2 separate regions of the Homo sapiens genome follow, and region 1 is linked to region 2. Evidence: chromatin loops called from intact Hi-C (ENCODE). Cell type or tissue: GM12878. All regions are shown on one strand. Links, peaks and the distances in the headings refer to the core of each region. The heading gives the core; the rest is flanking DNA.

Region 1 (8,347 bases), core at 193-8,192, 340 kb after region 2:
TGGCAAGGTCAATGGCAAAGTCAACTCTGGCCATAATAACAGAGAGAAACAGTTGTCCCCTATATTGAGTAGATGTCAAAGTTGAAAGGAAGTACTAGATGGTTCCCTCTTGTCTTGAGATAAAACCTTCTTCCTGAACTCCCGATTCATGGACTCCACTATCCCATCGCATCACTATCTTTTTCCTCCAATTCTGAATCCTATTTATCTCTTTTCTTTTCTATCCTAAAGCTATTAACATCTCCTTCTTTACCAGTCTTCCCTGTGTATAAACAATGTCCAGTCTTTTCTACATTAAAAGATAAAGTCTTCCACTGGTATCTACCCAGCACTATGATCAGTTTCCTCATCACTTCACTCTTCCAGCAAAGCTTTTTGTAAGTGCTGTCTCTATTGGTTGTCGCTGTTTTCTTCTCATCGTCCTTTTCACCCTCTGCAATTTGGCTTCTGCTTGTGCGCTCCACTCCCTAGTAGTTCATCCAGGGCACTTGGGCTGTCCTGATCATGCCCAACAATGACTCCCATGTTGCCACATCCCAAAGAGACCTTCTGATCCTTACCTTACTGGACTTCATCATTTCATTTCTGAACTATCTATCTCTCTTGTGTTTATTTCCATAAACTGTTCATTCTCTGTCTCCTTTGTTGATCCCTTTTCCTTATGGTTCTTGACATGTGTTCTGGAGTTTCATGCTGGCCTCATGGAGCTTGCAACCTTTTATAATTCCCCCAGTAACCTCATCTACATCATGGATTTAACCACTACTTCTTGATTAATAATTCTCAAATCTCTATCTCTTTCTCTGACTTGTCCTCTGAGCCTCACATTTGTGCCAACTTCTTGTTGAGTCTAAATCCCCACAGGCACCTCAGATGTAATTTGTCCAAAACTGAGATCATTATCGCCCTATTCCTCCTGTAAAGAGTCACCTGGTGTCCATGATGGAATCCTGGAAGGTATCACAAACTCCTCTCTTCATCTCTTTATGCCACAAAAAGTTAGTTCATCACTAAATTCTTCCATTTTTGTCATCTAAATATGTCTGTAATCTGTCCCCACTTCTCATTTTCTCCTATGCATATACTTATTTAAAGACCTTATTGTTTTGCCTCCTACAGCAGTAATCTTCTAATTAGTCTCCCTGCCTGCAGTATTGCTGACCTCAAGTTAATCTTCCACTGACCTATCAGTGAAATGTATCCCAAACACAAATCAAATCTGACTGTAAAAGATCCCACTTAAACTTATCAGTGGCTTTGCATCACCTCAAGGATAAAGTCCCATTTCTTCATATGGCATCCTTGACTCTCTAGGACATTTCACCCTCCATTGTACACTCTCTACCCTAGCCACACCCAAATCCTGGCAATTTCCTGCAAATGCCCATCTTCAGTTCTATGCTCTGACCCTTTGTTTACACCCCATTTGCCTAAAATGTCATGTCCCTACTGCCTTTTAAAGCGGGAAGACATCATACTCAGAAGTGAACTTCTCCTGAGAGGTATAATGGGAGAGCGAAAGACTATACACTTTGGAAATGGATCAAACTCTCTGCACCTTAGTTTCCACGTGTGTATCTTTAAAAAAATGAGGATTATAGGTAGGGTTGTTGGATGGTGAGGCATGCCAGGGACAGGCACATATTAGATGCTTTCTGAATGGCAACAACTTCAGCTCAGGTTCAACTCATCTGGAGAGTCTCTTTTTATGTCCTCTCTGTCCTGCAGCTAATTTAATCATGCCAGCACTGTGCTCTCAGAATATTATTTTTTAACTCCCATAATCACAGTTATACTTGAGTTTGACATTGTCCATCTGCTACACTAGGTATAACATTCTTTTGGGCAGAGATTACATCCTATTCCTCTTAATTCCCCCTACGTGATCAGCACCTCATGCATGGCTAGGCACACCATAGGCTGTGGGACAAATATAAGTTGGGCATCTGTTAGGTAATTGAAAGAAAAACTATAAGGTCCAATGGCAAGAATATCTTTTCACTCATCTCTAACATGCATGTATTATCATTACGCTATCCTTGTGTTTTCTTTCCAATTAAAATAATATCTAGGATGGTTTTAATTTTCTCAGATGAGGGAGCACAGTAAAGAATTACTGAAAGAAAGAGGAACAGCAGAAAATATACAAGGGGAGGCTGCAGAAAATCTAGGTTATAACCCAGATCTGCCACTGAGTCAATATGTGGCCCTGAGCAAACCATTTACCTTCTCCAATCCCCAGATTTCATATCTATAAATTGAGGATAATTACATTTTTCCTAATTTTCAGAGTTGGGAGAATCAAGTGAGACCTACAATGCATGTGAATGAGCTTTGTGGCATTTTTGAGCACCCTCATAATAGTCAGAAAACATTGTGCATTTGAGAGCCACAGTACTGGGCACACAGTAATAGTTGTATTAAACTAAAGAGCAGCCTCTTGGATATTTGATAATTTCTAAGTCGCTGGCTTTTATGGTACATTAAAAATTATATACACTTGCATGCTGTGCATTAATTCTTTTACATAACGATTAAAAATGTAGCATCATGCTATGAAAAATTAAACTCAACACTGCAAGCATAATTGTAACTCTGATAGTATGTTAACAAGTCCACATTTGTACTTACCTCCCTGTGGAAAGAACTGCGAGTAAATCTCTTTGAAGGTTTCTTCATTAACAACACCACTGGGGCATTCCTAGGGAAAGTGGCAGAGAAGCAATATGAGCAAAGTGTTCATAAAACTGAATTTTTTTTGCACATTTTGAAACAGAACTGTCTACCATGCAAAGCTGCACCAAGAAAATTAACCATTCATCCATTATTACAAAGGGAATAAAAGCACACTATAAACTTATGTTTGTTCCAGTTCTCACAAGAAAAAAAAACGTAGATGTAAATATCTTTGCATATTGAGTATCAAAGTAGGTGTAATGTATTCAGAAACACAGTGCTGCTTTTAAGAACACATATGTTTATTATAAAGTAAAAGGAAATTGCATTATTTTTCACACAGCAAGCATGTTGCAAGATGTTTATAATATAGTCTTTGGTGAATCTTGGTTTTGTCCTTTCAAGGTTTTCTGAACTCACATAATCTTCGATTCAATGGCAGAATTACTCTATTGGCATCTCTAGTGGCTCAAGAAGCTTCAACCAGTAATAGATACTAATGCTTGTTAACAGGATGTCTAGGCATACCCAAGACATGGTTTTGTAACAAGTGACCTTGGGTGAGATAGAACCCCATATTTTTGAACTTCCGGAAAGGAGAGTCTGCAAAGAAATGGCCTGGCCTGGGCTTAATAGATCCCCACCTTTGTCCCTGGGTCAACTTGTCAAAGAATGATGGACATTGATCTTGGGAACTACACCCATGTTGGACAACTGACCTGGAGGGGCCACAGGGCAAGGTTAGCCCTCTGAGAGTGGTTTTGGCATTTTTGCTAATAAAAAAAAGAAAAAAAGAAACTTTAAAGTGTCAGAAGGGGGCTGCCTTGGTGCAGAATATAAGGTTTGAGCAAGCAAATTGTCCCCCAATCTCTGGAAATTCCTCCATTTTTTGGAGTTATAAGAACCAGTGTGGTTAAGAATTTAGGCGTAGAGGCCCCTTGAGTGGTGGAGACTGACAATCACATGATAGCCCAGAATTGAATCATGTGAGATATTAACTGTATGGTGATCCCTTGTTATCCTTGGGGCATTGCTTCCAGGACCACCGCGGATACCAAAATCCATGCACATTCAAGTCCCACACTTGGCACTGCAGAACCTGCAGATAAGAGAAGTTGGTCCTTCCTATCCTGTATCTTTGATCTGCATTTGGCAGTGGATGCTGAAGCTGCAAATTCAGAGGGGCGACTATATTTATTGACAAAAATCCACATATAAGTGGACCCACACACTTCCAACTAGTGTTGTTCAAGAGTCAACTGCACATTGTAAGTGGAGAAGTGGTAAGTTCTGTTTAGTCTCTTTTAGTAGATTCTCATGAACAGTCCCATGTGATCAGAGCTCCCCTGACTCTAGTTGTCACAGCACTCCCACGCCACCTAACGTCCACCCAGGACTAAGTTCACTGGGGAAGGATGAATGGTGTGCTAACTCCCCAACAGACCTGACTTTAGACATGAATATTCTGTGTACTCTAAATTTGATACTGTTTCCAGCATCTTTATCAATCACCTATGGTAGTATTTAAAACATCACTTAACCCTTAAAATCATTGTTCCCTCACTAATAAACTTACTTTCTTTATTCCAGTGAGTCAGTTACTCAACTGTAATGTGCTTCACCTGCAGAATTTTCTATTTTCTCATTTGTTGTTTTGAAAGGTAGGACCTTTGATACATAAACAGTGTTAACAGTTTCAATGTGAATTTGTGTTTACAGAGCTTCTCGATATGGTTTTATCCCATTTGTTAATGATGAGCTTAGGTAGGCAAAATAGCTGCATTCACAGAGGCAGAACTGGAGGTGCTGAGTGGCAAAGCACTTTGTTACACACTAAGCCAGTGGGGAAGCTGGAATGTGGGCTTGGAACTCTCCAGGTCATGACAAGGTTTCGTATTAGATGACCCCTGTGGAAATAATGATGACCTCAAGGACCTAAGAGAATTGGAGTAAAGAAAAAAACAACCAAAAACAAATGAGCAAGCAAGCAAGCAAGTGAACTGTGATGGTTGATTTTATGTGTTTAACTTCTCTGGGCCATAGTGTCCAAGTGTTTGGTCAAGCATTATTCTGGATAGTTCTGTAAGGGTGTTTTTGAGATTTATTACATTGATGCAAAATTGCGGCTTTTGCTATTACTTTCAATACATTTAAGCTGGTAGACTTTAAGTAAAGCAGATTGCCCTCCACAATGTGAGGGGGCCTCATTGAATCAGTTTAAGGCCTGAACAGAACAAAGACGGACCTTCCCAGAGAAAGAGTGTTCTTCAGACATCATCTGTAATATTGGCTTCCCTTGTTCACCAGCACCCTGCCTTTGGACTTGAACTGTAACTGTTTTCTGAGGCTCCAGCTTGCCAGACCCCTTCATTAGATATCAAGCTGGCCAAGGCTCCACAAAGTGTGAACCAATATCTTAATAAGTCTCTTTATACTCACACATCCTATTAGTTCCATTTCTCTGAAGGACCCTAATACATAAATGAATTAACAACCAATAGCTACAACTCCAAAGGTGGTATGTATACAGCTAATCTCTCAAACATTTTGACTATCTATCTAGCTGACACCAATGGACCCATTTTAAGACTAAACACTTTGCAGTTAGACCCTCTCACACATGGAAATTGTGATTTATTGGCTATTTAATGCTAAGCCAGTTGCTTGGGATAGTAAGGAGAGAGTAAATACCTGGCTCTCTGCCATCAGGTGGCAAGCTTGTGCAAAGTTAGAGCTGGAAAGTTGCCTGGGAGTTAAAAGTTGATGCTGATAAAGGAAGAGGACTTCAAGCAAAGGGACCTCTGCATCAACAAATTTGTTAGCTGCCTTCAGTCTCTAGATATATTTGATAGATATAATGTGAAATGAATTTGTAAACTGACTATCTGATATGCATGTGTTTTATGTTTAATCACATATCTGTGTCAGAGGAAACCTTTTCTCTGCCAAATGAAAACTACTGGCCAAGTTTCAGGGTGGAAAGTCTCACCAGATAAATTTGTTTTTATCCACCTTATATTCATTACATTAGTTTACATCTCTACAAACACATACTGTATGCCTATTATTCCAGGAGTCTTCTAGGAACTGGGACTGCTACAATAAACCAGTCAAAGGTCTTCCCATCATGGAACCTCTATCCAACTAGAAGAATAAAGACTGTCTTTGTTCAGGCTCCTTTAACAAAATGCCATAGACTAGGCAGCTTATAAACAATAGAAATTTATTTCTCATAGTACTGGAGGCTAGGAAGTCTAAGACCATAGGATTAGCAGATTCAGTGCTTGATGAGGCCACATTCCTGGTTCATAGATGGCATCTTCTAGCTGTGTTCCCACATAGTGGAAGGGGCGAGCTAGCTCTGTGGGGTCTTTTATAAAAGGACACTTATCTAATTCATGAAGTCTCTGTCCACCTGATCTAATCATCTCCCAAAGGCCCCACCTCCTAATACTATCACATTGGGGGTTAGGATTTCAACATATGAGTTCTAAAGGGACACAAACATTCAGACCATAGCAAAGACCAATAACTAAATATTAAAAAATCAAATCCAAGAATGATGATCTTTTATTTATTCCCAGAGATTTTTTATTGAAACTAGTGCATTTTTTTAAACCTTCAGGTGAGAAAAAGATGCTAGTGATTTACAAGATGGTATACATTCTGTAACTTTTTCTTCACCTCTTCTGTGCAGTGATCTCTCCATAAAAGTGGTCTCTCTACTTCTCTATCAAGAATGAATTTGGCCAGGCTGCATGTGCAGCAAAGTGTAAAACATAAACAATGTGCTGTATTAGTTAACTCTTGCTGCTGTAAAATTAGGCCTTCAAATGTCCCTTAATCAAAATGCTTGGGAACAGAAGTGTCTTGGATTTTAGATTTTTTGGGATTTGGAATATTCACATTACACTCAGCAGTTGTGTTAGTTCATTTCCACACTGCTATAAAGAACTGCCCAAGTCTGGGTAATTTATAAAGGAAAGAGGTTAATTGACTCACAGGTCAGCATCCCTGGGAAGGCCTCAGGAAACTTACAATCATGGTGGAAGGCAAAGGAGAAGGAAGGCACCTTCTTCACAAGGCAGCAAGAAAGGAGAAGTGCTGAGTGAAAGGCAGGAGCCCCTTATAAAACCATCATAACTCATGAGAACTCACCCACTTATCACGAGAACAGCATGGGGGAACTGCCTCCATGATTCAATTACTCCACCTGCTCTCTCCCTTGACACCTGGGGATTATGGGGATTACAATTCAAGATGAGATTTGGGTAGGGCACAAAGCATAACCACATCACCAGTTGAACATACCTAACCTGAAAATCTGAAATACTCCAATGAGCATTTACTTTGAATGCCATTTTGTCTCTCAAAAAGTTTTGGATTTTACAGTATTTTGCTTTTTTGGATGAGGGATAGTCAACCTGTATAACACAGTTAAAAACCACGTAGTATATTTCTTATTCACATAACAATCTTGGGTGAGTGTACAGATCAGCTGATGGTTCTTCTAGGGACAGAGGCTAATGAAGATTTGGTGACTTTAACATATGGCGCCAACAGTCTCTGTGACTGTGTCATCCAGAAGGAGGAAAAGAACGCTGAAAAGAGTACATGGAAACTTTTTATGGGCCAGGTCTTAAAGTGGTATACATCATTTCTATTCTCATTTTTTTTGTTGTTAGAGATCACTTAATGTGTCTACCCCAAACAAAATAAGAAGTCTGGTATGGCCAGAAAGAAGACAAGAATGCAGATTTGTAAAGAGTTTGGAATATCTATCCCTGTGGCATGTTTGAAAGATACTCCAAGTGTCTGTGTTCTGAAACAGTTCTCCCACTGATGCTTTATTTATTGATTTTTATTTTGTATTTTTGTAAAGATGGGATCTCACTATGTTGCCCAGGCTGGATTTGAATTCCCTGCCACAAGCAATCCTGCCTTGGCCTGCCAAAGTGCTGGGATTACAGGTGTGAGCCCAGCCTCCCACTGATGTTGTAACATGAAGATTATCAAGTCATTTAGCAGTATAAATTGTCTCCATTTCCCAGGTGTCATTTTTAAAGACTGTTTACTTGCTTCAAGTAAACAAGTACAATGAAGCTTAAATGTTTGAGCATGAATTTTTTCATTAGATTTTTCTAAGGATCCAAGAAGCAGTAGGGTTCCTGGGTTTAGGGATAGTAAGAAATGCCTCACTCATCCATCTTCTGAGAATTTGCTGCAAGCTTCTACTAACCCTTATGGTTCTGTATTCTATTTTCTAATGAAATTTTGTCTGATTATTAGCAAATGATTATTCCATGAAAATATGCCCTCTATAGAAAAAAATTAAAGAAAATGAAAATCACCCATAATCTGACTACTGTAAGAGTATATTGGTCATTTATATAAGCATATATACCGTAGAAATAAAGTTTTAATAAGACAAAATTATAGCATTTTATGTTCTTTAACTTTAGGAAATATCCTGAACATTTTTTACATCATGATTTTTAGTGACTGCATAATAATGCATCCATTGAACTTACCATACTGTTGCATATTGAGGCGATTTTGGCATTTTTGCACTACATAGGAATAATGATGTAATTAATATTCTATGCATCCTTCTGTGACTGCACTTGTGGTTTCTTCTTTATGACTAATCCCAGAAGGAGAATCGTAAGAC
Region 2 (8,347 bases), core at 34-8,033:
GACCATCAATATCAGTTGAATTGGCATGGGAATGGATGACTCTGTACATAGGAGGCCAAACAAATAAAAATTTTAAAACCGCTTATCTGACAGGATCACGCTTTTTTCACTTCGGCTGTTGTTAGTTTTAATTCTCTGAAGTTATACATGGTTAGATAAAATGGTCTATGAAAGTCCTGGGTGGTGATGGGACTAGAGACAAGGATTCAAAATGTATTATAGCAAATTTATGTGTAGAAAAAAACACGTGGTTAATTAAGACTTGCTTTCTGTCATTTTATGAAGGTATCTATGTAAGGTCCTAGTTTTCTCCATTATACATAGCTGAAAGAAACACCAGTAATGAAACGTTTTTGTATTATTCTCACTCCAAAAGCCTAGTTATACTGAGGGCGGCCAATAGATCTACTATGGGATACAATGAATATTTAATTTACTTTGATGAAAAGGTGTCATAAGAGCCTTTGACAACCCACAGTGAAAACTTGAGGATGATTTTATTAACTCAAACCCGATAGCATATGTTGTGCAAACTAAGACATCAAAGACTTTTTAAATTAATACCTGGGAATTTCTTGGGAGAAGTAACTGCATATTAGGATTGAGAACAACTCTAAGTTGTCACATATTGAAATTTGTTTTTAATTACTGAAAAGTCATTTTCTCTTATTTCTGGCTCGGGTAAATAGTAGGAAAAATAACACACACATACACATACACAAATGATATCAAATTAAAAGAGAGAAAACAAATGTGAAAGGATTATGGTGTGAACTGTTTGCTTTCCAGCATATTAACTGTACCCATGAACTCTCATCTCCCGCCCCACAGAAAAAAACTAATTATTGGAATTTTTTAGTGAACAGGAAGGATATCAGAGTACGATACTTTCTGTTTCCCTTAAATGCATACCATTTTCTCTATTTTCATAGTTTACCAGTTTCCCAGTAGATGGCACCATTGTGACTCACAATGTTGCTCCACCTTGTAAGGAAGTATTATACACACTTTCAATTTCAAAACATTTGTAAATAGTGCAGTATAGTAACACTTGCGGTGGTGTCTTAGAACACAAATACTTCTACAGTATCTAGAAGACATGTCAACTGTTGAAAGCCAATAAATGTCACAAGAACCCCCGTAATTCCTTTGTATATGTGTGATTTCATATCTTATAATTTTTATACATTTAAATTATTTTAATAAAAATGTGCTTACATACATGTACACACATATGTGTATGTATGCTTATAAATGTCTAAAACTGTATAATTATTTAATGATTTACTTACTACTCTTACTATTTCTTTCTACCTGGATTAATGTGACAAGCCACTCAGAGAAACTGAAAATTCCCATGGGCTTCTCCAGTTGTTCTTGGGAAAAAGGAGACTAGAACAGTGATTTCAGATCTGGAATACACTGGACTCCAACCTCAGATTTTCTCTTTGCTGCCTGTATTACCTAAAGCAATTGACATAACCTCTCTGATATTCAATTTTCCCACCTTTAAAATGGGGAAGATGGCATATACCTGGCTGTGTTGCTGTTAAGGGTAAGTTTTAAGCTGTGTGTGTGTGTGTGTGTGTGTGTGTGTGTGTGTGTGTGTGTTGCAAAAATAAATACAGTGACTGTTATAGAGTAGAAGTTCAAAAATGGTGGCTGCATTCCGATTACAGCTTGCATTAAAGTTGAATATTAAGAACAGGAGAGATCGATGATGGTGTGTTTTGTAACCTTCACACGGTTTTCTATATCATAGGATGAGTCCTAGCTTTCAGAGATTTCCTTGCGCCTATGTCTACCCTTTCTTTTGGTCCTAGAAAAGGTCACAGATTTAAAGTAAGTCAATGTGGAACATTAACATGGCTCATGCAGGTTCTGTGCAGCTGTCTCTATGGGTTCTTGAAATAAAATAGGGCCAAACCAGGCACTTCAAATGGTAGATTTGAACAATAAATGATAACCACTGTCTCTAATATCCAAATCATTCCCTACTCATCCTTCTTTAGGCTCATAGTTCATTGCACTGTCTTCTTAAATAACTACCCGAACACAACTCCACTTTTCTCACTTCTAATGCGTACATTTTTAGCAATAGGTTTTGGTTAGGGTCTTCTCTGTCCACATACTACAACTGTGAGTACATGACTGACCCACACTTTTAACTTGGTGCTTTTGGATTCAGGCAGATGTTTAGTTCCAAGAAGCCTTTGAGAATCATGTTGTACTTACAGAAGCACTCACTATGCTTCCTTTTCCAAGTGATTAGTCTTTCACTATTAATTCATTCAACAAATATTGATGCAACACTTTGTATGCCAGTTACTATGCAGACACTAAGTTGTGCCCTCATGGTCCTTCAACTTTACCTGAAAATAATATATTTTATTTATTTAACCAATATTAGGTATCAAGTGTTTTACAAACATTGCCTAATTTTATCCTTGTAGAACCCTAGGAACTAGAGGCCATAGATTAAAGATGTGGAAACTAAGACACAGAGAATAAGACATTTACAGAAAAAGAAGTGAAGGAAGGAGGGAAGGAAAAGGAGAGAGAAAGGGAGGGAGAGAAAGAAAAAAGGGAGGAAGAAAGGGAGGAAGAGATTCAAATGTTGACACCCTAACCTCCAATGCAGTGGTATTTAGAGGGGGGTACTTGGGAGGCAATTTGATTTAGATGAGGTAATGGGCCAGGGGCTCTCATGATGGGATCGATGTCTTTATAAGAGGAGACACCAGAGAGCTTGTTCTTTCTGTCTGCTGTGTGAGGATACAGCAAGAAGAAAGCCAGGAAGAAAGCCCTTGCCAGAAACAGATCATGCTGGCACCCTAATCTTGGACTTCTTAGCCTCCAGAACTATGAGAGAATAAATTTCTGTTCTTAAAGCCACCTAGTCTGTGGTATTTTCTGATGGCATCCCTAGCAAGTTAAAACACCATTTTTTGATTTTCTGAAACTGGTACCTGGAGGTAGAATGGAGGGAATTAAAAGAAAAGGTAATTAGTAGTGTCAGCATTTTAGCCCAGATATTAAAATGGGGATGACCTTCAGTTTCCTAAATTTGATGAAGGATTTGGTGAAGGATGAGGGATGTCATTATTGAAAAATATGTATCAGACTTTCGCCTTTTCCAAGAAGTCAGTCACAGCTTTCAGATCCCAGGTATGTTTGAAAGTGACTTTAGTCTGATCTTTTCATGCCACTTAGAATTCCCAGGCTTGCCAGTGGAACATTTTGTAGTAACATTTAAAAATATAAACTTTTCATTTCTTGCCTGCAGTGGAGAGAGCTGATTCACGATGAGTTCCTCTGTCCCTCCCTTCACCATATGTCTCTTCTTCATTGTTGATTTCCTGTTGACATTAAAAGGAGCAACATATGAAGGAGTTAGAAGGAAAGCTTTAAATTTAACGATAAACTTTTTTGAAAGCATGGATCAGATTTTCTTACAAAGCCATTTAAAATGCATTGTAAATCATTTCTTTCATATTTTGTAGAGACTTGTTTTGGAAGTATCGATATTCCCTTCTCCCCAGCCCCCAAAAGATTAAGAAAAATATAAATAGATTTATTTTTACAATGTAATGAGATGAGAGGGATCCTGTGAGCAAGCTGATAAGTCTTGCAATTCACTAACATAGCCCATGAAATCCAGCTCTGATGTCAAGAGGCTCTAAGCATTTTGCAATTCTTAACGGAATGTTTTCTTTGCCTCCCTCCTTCCCTTTCTCCATTTGACAGCACCTGTGCATGTGCATGCAAGATTGCTTTTCAGATCTATGCTTTGGTTTTTTGTTCATTTTTGTCAGAAAAGTCAGCCTATGCTTATTAGGGATCTACAGGAATTGTTTCCACATGGTTCTAATGGATGCATGGACGGAACACCTCCACAACATGTTGCTGTTGGCCTGGTGCTCTGTCACTACCAAGATTTCAGAGTTCATTTCTTGGCTCCTTTTTGTTCTTCCTCGATCCAAGTTCACACTTCATAATACGTTTTAATTGTCATCTCAATGAGATGACTCAAATTTATATATTGATATATCTGTATCACAAAAAAATTGCAAATTGCGTGCATTGTCAATGTGAATTATAGATAGTATGCTATGAAAACAAAAATATTTTCTAATCTGTCTGACTTTTAGTAGAGAAGTCAAGATGAGATCATAATTAATCCAGGCTTGAATTAACATAGCTGGAATAGTTAACATGGGCATAGTCCCTCATCTGTCTTTGGCTATTTGGGGGAAAAGAAATACATGTTAAAGTGAAAATTAGTGGAGGAACTTTTAATTAGTCATACATTTTTACTCAGTTTCATACACAAGAATATTCATTTTGGCCATAGGAAATTGCCACTATTTGATCATTTTGATTGACCAAAAAAAGCTGGCAATTTCAAATGATGCAATACAGGTCACCATCACTGCTTCCAGGAAGCTTACATCCTAATGTTAACAGGTAAATAACGAAATAATTAAGATGGCTTTAGTGTAATGAGAGGCAGTGGGCAGAAGGGGGCATGAGAGGCTCTTTCAGATGGTCTGATCAGGGCAAGTCTCTCTGAGAAGACATTTGCACAGTGGCCTGAATGAGATGGAGCCAGACTGCCATAAAGGTGACTTTACATCTGGGAGATCTGAGGCAGCAACGAGGCAGGATTTTTGAGCAGCAGAAAGGAGGCCAGCATCAATGAAGGAAAGAAGGGTGGAAAATGAGAATGGAAATAGAGGTCGGAGTGAAGTGGATGTGCAGAATACTCAATATCATTCTGATTTTTTTCCCCATGTGGCACTATTAACTTTAGCCACTCTATTTAAAATTGCTTATTGTGGTGGGGGGTGGGAGGAGGTGGTTAGAAAATGTATGTTTAACCTATTCACTTGCCTTTATTTCTTGTTCCTTAAGTTTTTTAATGCTTTCTATGACATCGCTATCCCAATCTCTACTATGCTTGTGTCTTCTGGTTTACCCCCATGTTTCTTTCATGCCTTCTCCCAGAGGAGTGACTCACAGTTTGCATATACTAGACCCAAATTTTTAGACTACAGCCAAAGTAAATCCACGTACAGACATAGGGGAAACACTGAGATTGGGGATGATCTTATTTTGTTTAATTTCTAGAAAACCAAGTTAATTGAGATAAAGGAGGCATATTTAAAAACCAGAAAAGGAGACTTAGGACAATGGAAAGATTTAAATAGATACCCTTAGTGAACATAATTGAAATACTCATTATTTACATTTTCTGCAACATCCCCGAATATTTACCAAAGTAAAGAACTTATTAAAAAGTATACTATAATTTATAATTTCAGGAAATTATAAATTATAATTTATAATTTTAGTGTGACTAAATTAGAATTTGAGAAATACAAAGTTTAACATGTTTACACAAATTTGTCGTTTAGGATTTAAATTATATTTCAAGGTGGAAGAAGAGAGTGCTCCTGATTACAAATGGAGAAGTGGTAGAATTCTCACTGACCACAAGAGGTCTGCCTTTGATTCTCACAATTTCACATGGGACCTTTCTCTTAAACCTTCAGTACTATGATTGGCATTTAAGGGTCAGACAGTAAACATTTGTATACCGAATGACGGAATCAAATATTGAAGGTAGAACTCATAAACATAATGCAAATATAAATGTTATATGTTAAAATTATCTTTATGAGTAAGGAAAATTCTAAGCTTACTCTGTATTTACACCACTAAGAATGGATGATTATGAGTTCATTTAAATGTTTGAGTTTTAAGTGTCACTTTGCATTACATGTGTTTCCTTAAAGGAATGTAATTTTGGCTCATGTGATCAACTTGATATACGAATTTCATATGGTTAAAGAATCTATTGGCAATCTCTCTCTTCATTGGTTTACTTTTAAAGATTGATTCTTCTAGAAAAGGGAATATTTTAGATTGCTTCATAAAATTAGTAAATTAAATGTGTAAATGAAACCATTTGTTCATTGTCATGTTACTCAGAGTTGGCATAGAACATACGTGGAACTAATGTTTTTATTGGCACACTTTTCCATCAACTACTGCCACCTTCCAGGAATGTTAAATTGATCAAGTTAGTACAAACTAACCATAAAACACTTTTATCTGCTTATCAATTTCAAAGCACCTTAACTTCATGAAAATGACAAAGTTTTATTGTTCTCTGACAGGTCTTCTTTCTGAATTAGATTACTTACCCATCATAATACCTATGGAATTCCAGAATAAAATTCTAGTGTAGAAAAAATGTTTAAAGTAATTTGAGAAAATACATCAAGAAGTTCAAATGATTCAAAAAGCCCATGAGTTTTTCCATAAACTTCAAAAATACCAGGCATGTTATAACATCTCATACAATAAAATTTCACATGTATGGGTTTTTCTCAAATACTGTAGTAACCATTTATTCACAGAACATACATGTCATTTTCTATTTGTCGTCTAATTTTTTTAAAATGCTTAGATTTGACAATCAAAATACAGAAATCTAGCATGATTCCATAGAAATCTATTTTCTAGTTGAAATTGTTTTAATGCCAAGTGTGTCACTAAGAAACAAAGTCAATGTGCACATCTGCTTTTGGGCATTTGTATATTTTTATAAACAGTCACAGAAGCATTTGTTAACATTCTGTGAGAGGCCCCCCTGCTTTCAGAGATTTACCAGGTGTTCATTACCTTTTGTTTTCATCTCTATATATCCCTTAGTGGATATTTCTGTATTTATCAATCCACCTCAGTACCGTGGTAACTCAAATTTTAAAGTAACAATGAATGAGACTTTACTAATATCAGATTTGCAAGTCCAAATAAAGTGTGTCTATATATTTTTGGTTTACATATTTATTCTTTCTAAATATTTCAGTTGATTGATAAGGCATAATTTGTCTCATGAAAACCCTTGTCTTTTTCCCAAAGGATGGTGTTTGCTTATTTTCCCTGAACTTTTGGTATGTTTTAAACAGTGTTTGAAGTTTATTATGAGTGCTCATGAAGTTTTAGTTTAGCTGTAGCAATTTCTGGATTGTTTTTGACCTTCAGACTTTGTGGATACAGGCAAACCTTATTTTTTTAATTAATGACTTTGTATTTAAACAATAAGTTTTAATTTTTTCACAAAGTTTTATGCTTTGTCCTATTTTGTTGTATTTTTGCAGAGTTATTGTTACTGTTTTGTTTAAGGTTTTTTAAATGTCATTTTTAAAAAACTCATTGTCCACATTCCAGCCTGGGAGATAGAGCGAGACACTATCAAAAAAATAAATAAATAAACAAATAAAACCATTGTCCATTTCTCCTGAGCTTTCACCAAGTCTTTTTTTCTATAAATACCTTCCAAGTTTCTAATGGCTATTATTTATATGAATGAAATAGTCTCAGAAAAAATAAGTTTATACACGTGTGTGGTGTATATCTACTGTAGAGAACAAGGATCCCGTTTAAAGAAATGTCATATTGATTAGATACAATTTTAACTTGCTGGAAATTACTTTCTAAAAATATTATTTTCCAAATCTTCCTGTCCATAAATCCGTTTGTAAAGGGAAAAGCCACTCTTAATACATAGAAATTCCTTTTAGTGAGTTCAACTTTAAGCCCCTAGGAAATGCTTTAGTCTTTCAAATATCCAAAAAGTTAACAGATTTTATATGAACACTTTACATGAGAAAGTGGTACTTTTGCTGAAAACTTAAAGTAGTAAATGGAGAAAACTCAAGTGTAGCATTATTTCCAGCTGCTGCAGATTCCATGCTTTTTCATATGTCCCTTTCTCTGCCTGCCTCTCCCTCCTATGCCAATCCTTTGTATGACCATGAGTTTTTCAAGACTCTTCTGTGCTATCCCTGACAATTCAGTTTGGGATTTGCTGTCACCTTAGGAGCTTCTCTGTAAACCTGTGATTTTTTTCCTATTAGACTAATGTGTGAATGAGTGTTTTGCTCAGTGCTCCCTTATAGACTGTGAGCTTCTTGAGAACAGGGTTGCTCCTTCTTCACCATTGCATCCTCAGTGTGTAGTGTGGTACCTAACACATGGCAGCTGACTTTGGCTTAACCAACACATGCTTGAATGAAGCAGCTCCAAACCTGGAATGCGGAGGCAGTAGGGAAGGAAAGGATATCACCAGGACTGCTGGCAGATGAGCACAGAGTTGAGTACAACTTTCACTGTGTAGGAGGCAGCATAGAAGGGGAAGATTTATAAATGATGTATACAAAAACAAATTCAAAGCTAGTAAAAGAATGAGTGGAGAGGCTGGGGAATCAGATTCTTTAGAAAATAGGGAGTTTTGTATAAGAAAAGGTGGTAGGGGAAAAACAGTTTTGCAAAATAG

The links. Hi-C counts contacts between places; a loop is a spot of excess contacts. Peaks named below come from ENCODE experiments on the same cell type or tissue, not always from the same donor. Only the 100,000 strongest peaks of a DNase experiment are listed, where the experiment ranks them.
Region 1: it touches region 2 in a loop (7-fold over the local background); 5 of 110 quality-filtered maps call a loop at or near these places.

What each region holds. Positions count from the first base shown.
Region 1 is chr4:20,756,190-20,764,536 of GRCh38, forward strand. KCNIP4 (potassium voltage-gated channel interacting protein 4) reads right to left here. Exons shown (of 9, transcript NM_025221.6): 4 at 2,632-2,701. It also overlaps a transcript of PACRGL not described here. Among named protein-coding and RNA genes, the nearest start is that of PACRGL, 60 kb to the left of the region's middle. In GM12878, for the core only: a CTCF peak has its summit at 4,048; no DNase peak of the experiment used is centred there.
Region 2 is chr4:20,418,100-20,426,446 of GRCh38, forward strand. The region is part of intron 4 of SLIT2 (slit guidance ligand 2); the gene reads left to right. Among named protein-coding and RNA genes, the nearest start is that of SLIT2-IT1, 30 kb to the left of the region's middle. RefSeq lists enhancers at 836-905, 1,026-1,075. In GM12878, for the core only: CTCF peaks have their summits at 946 (motif pointing right) and 4,512 (motif pointing right); DNase peaks (open chromatin) are centred at 1,002 and 4,510; H3K4me3 peaks cover 390 bases; H3K27ac peaks cover 569 bases.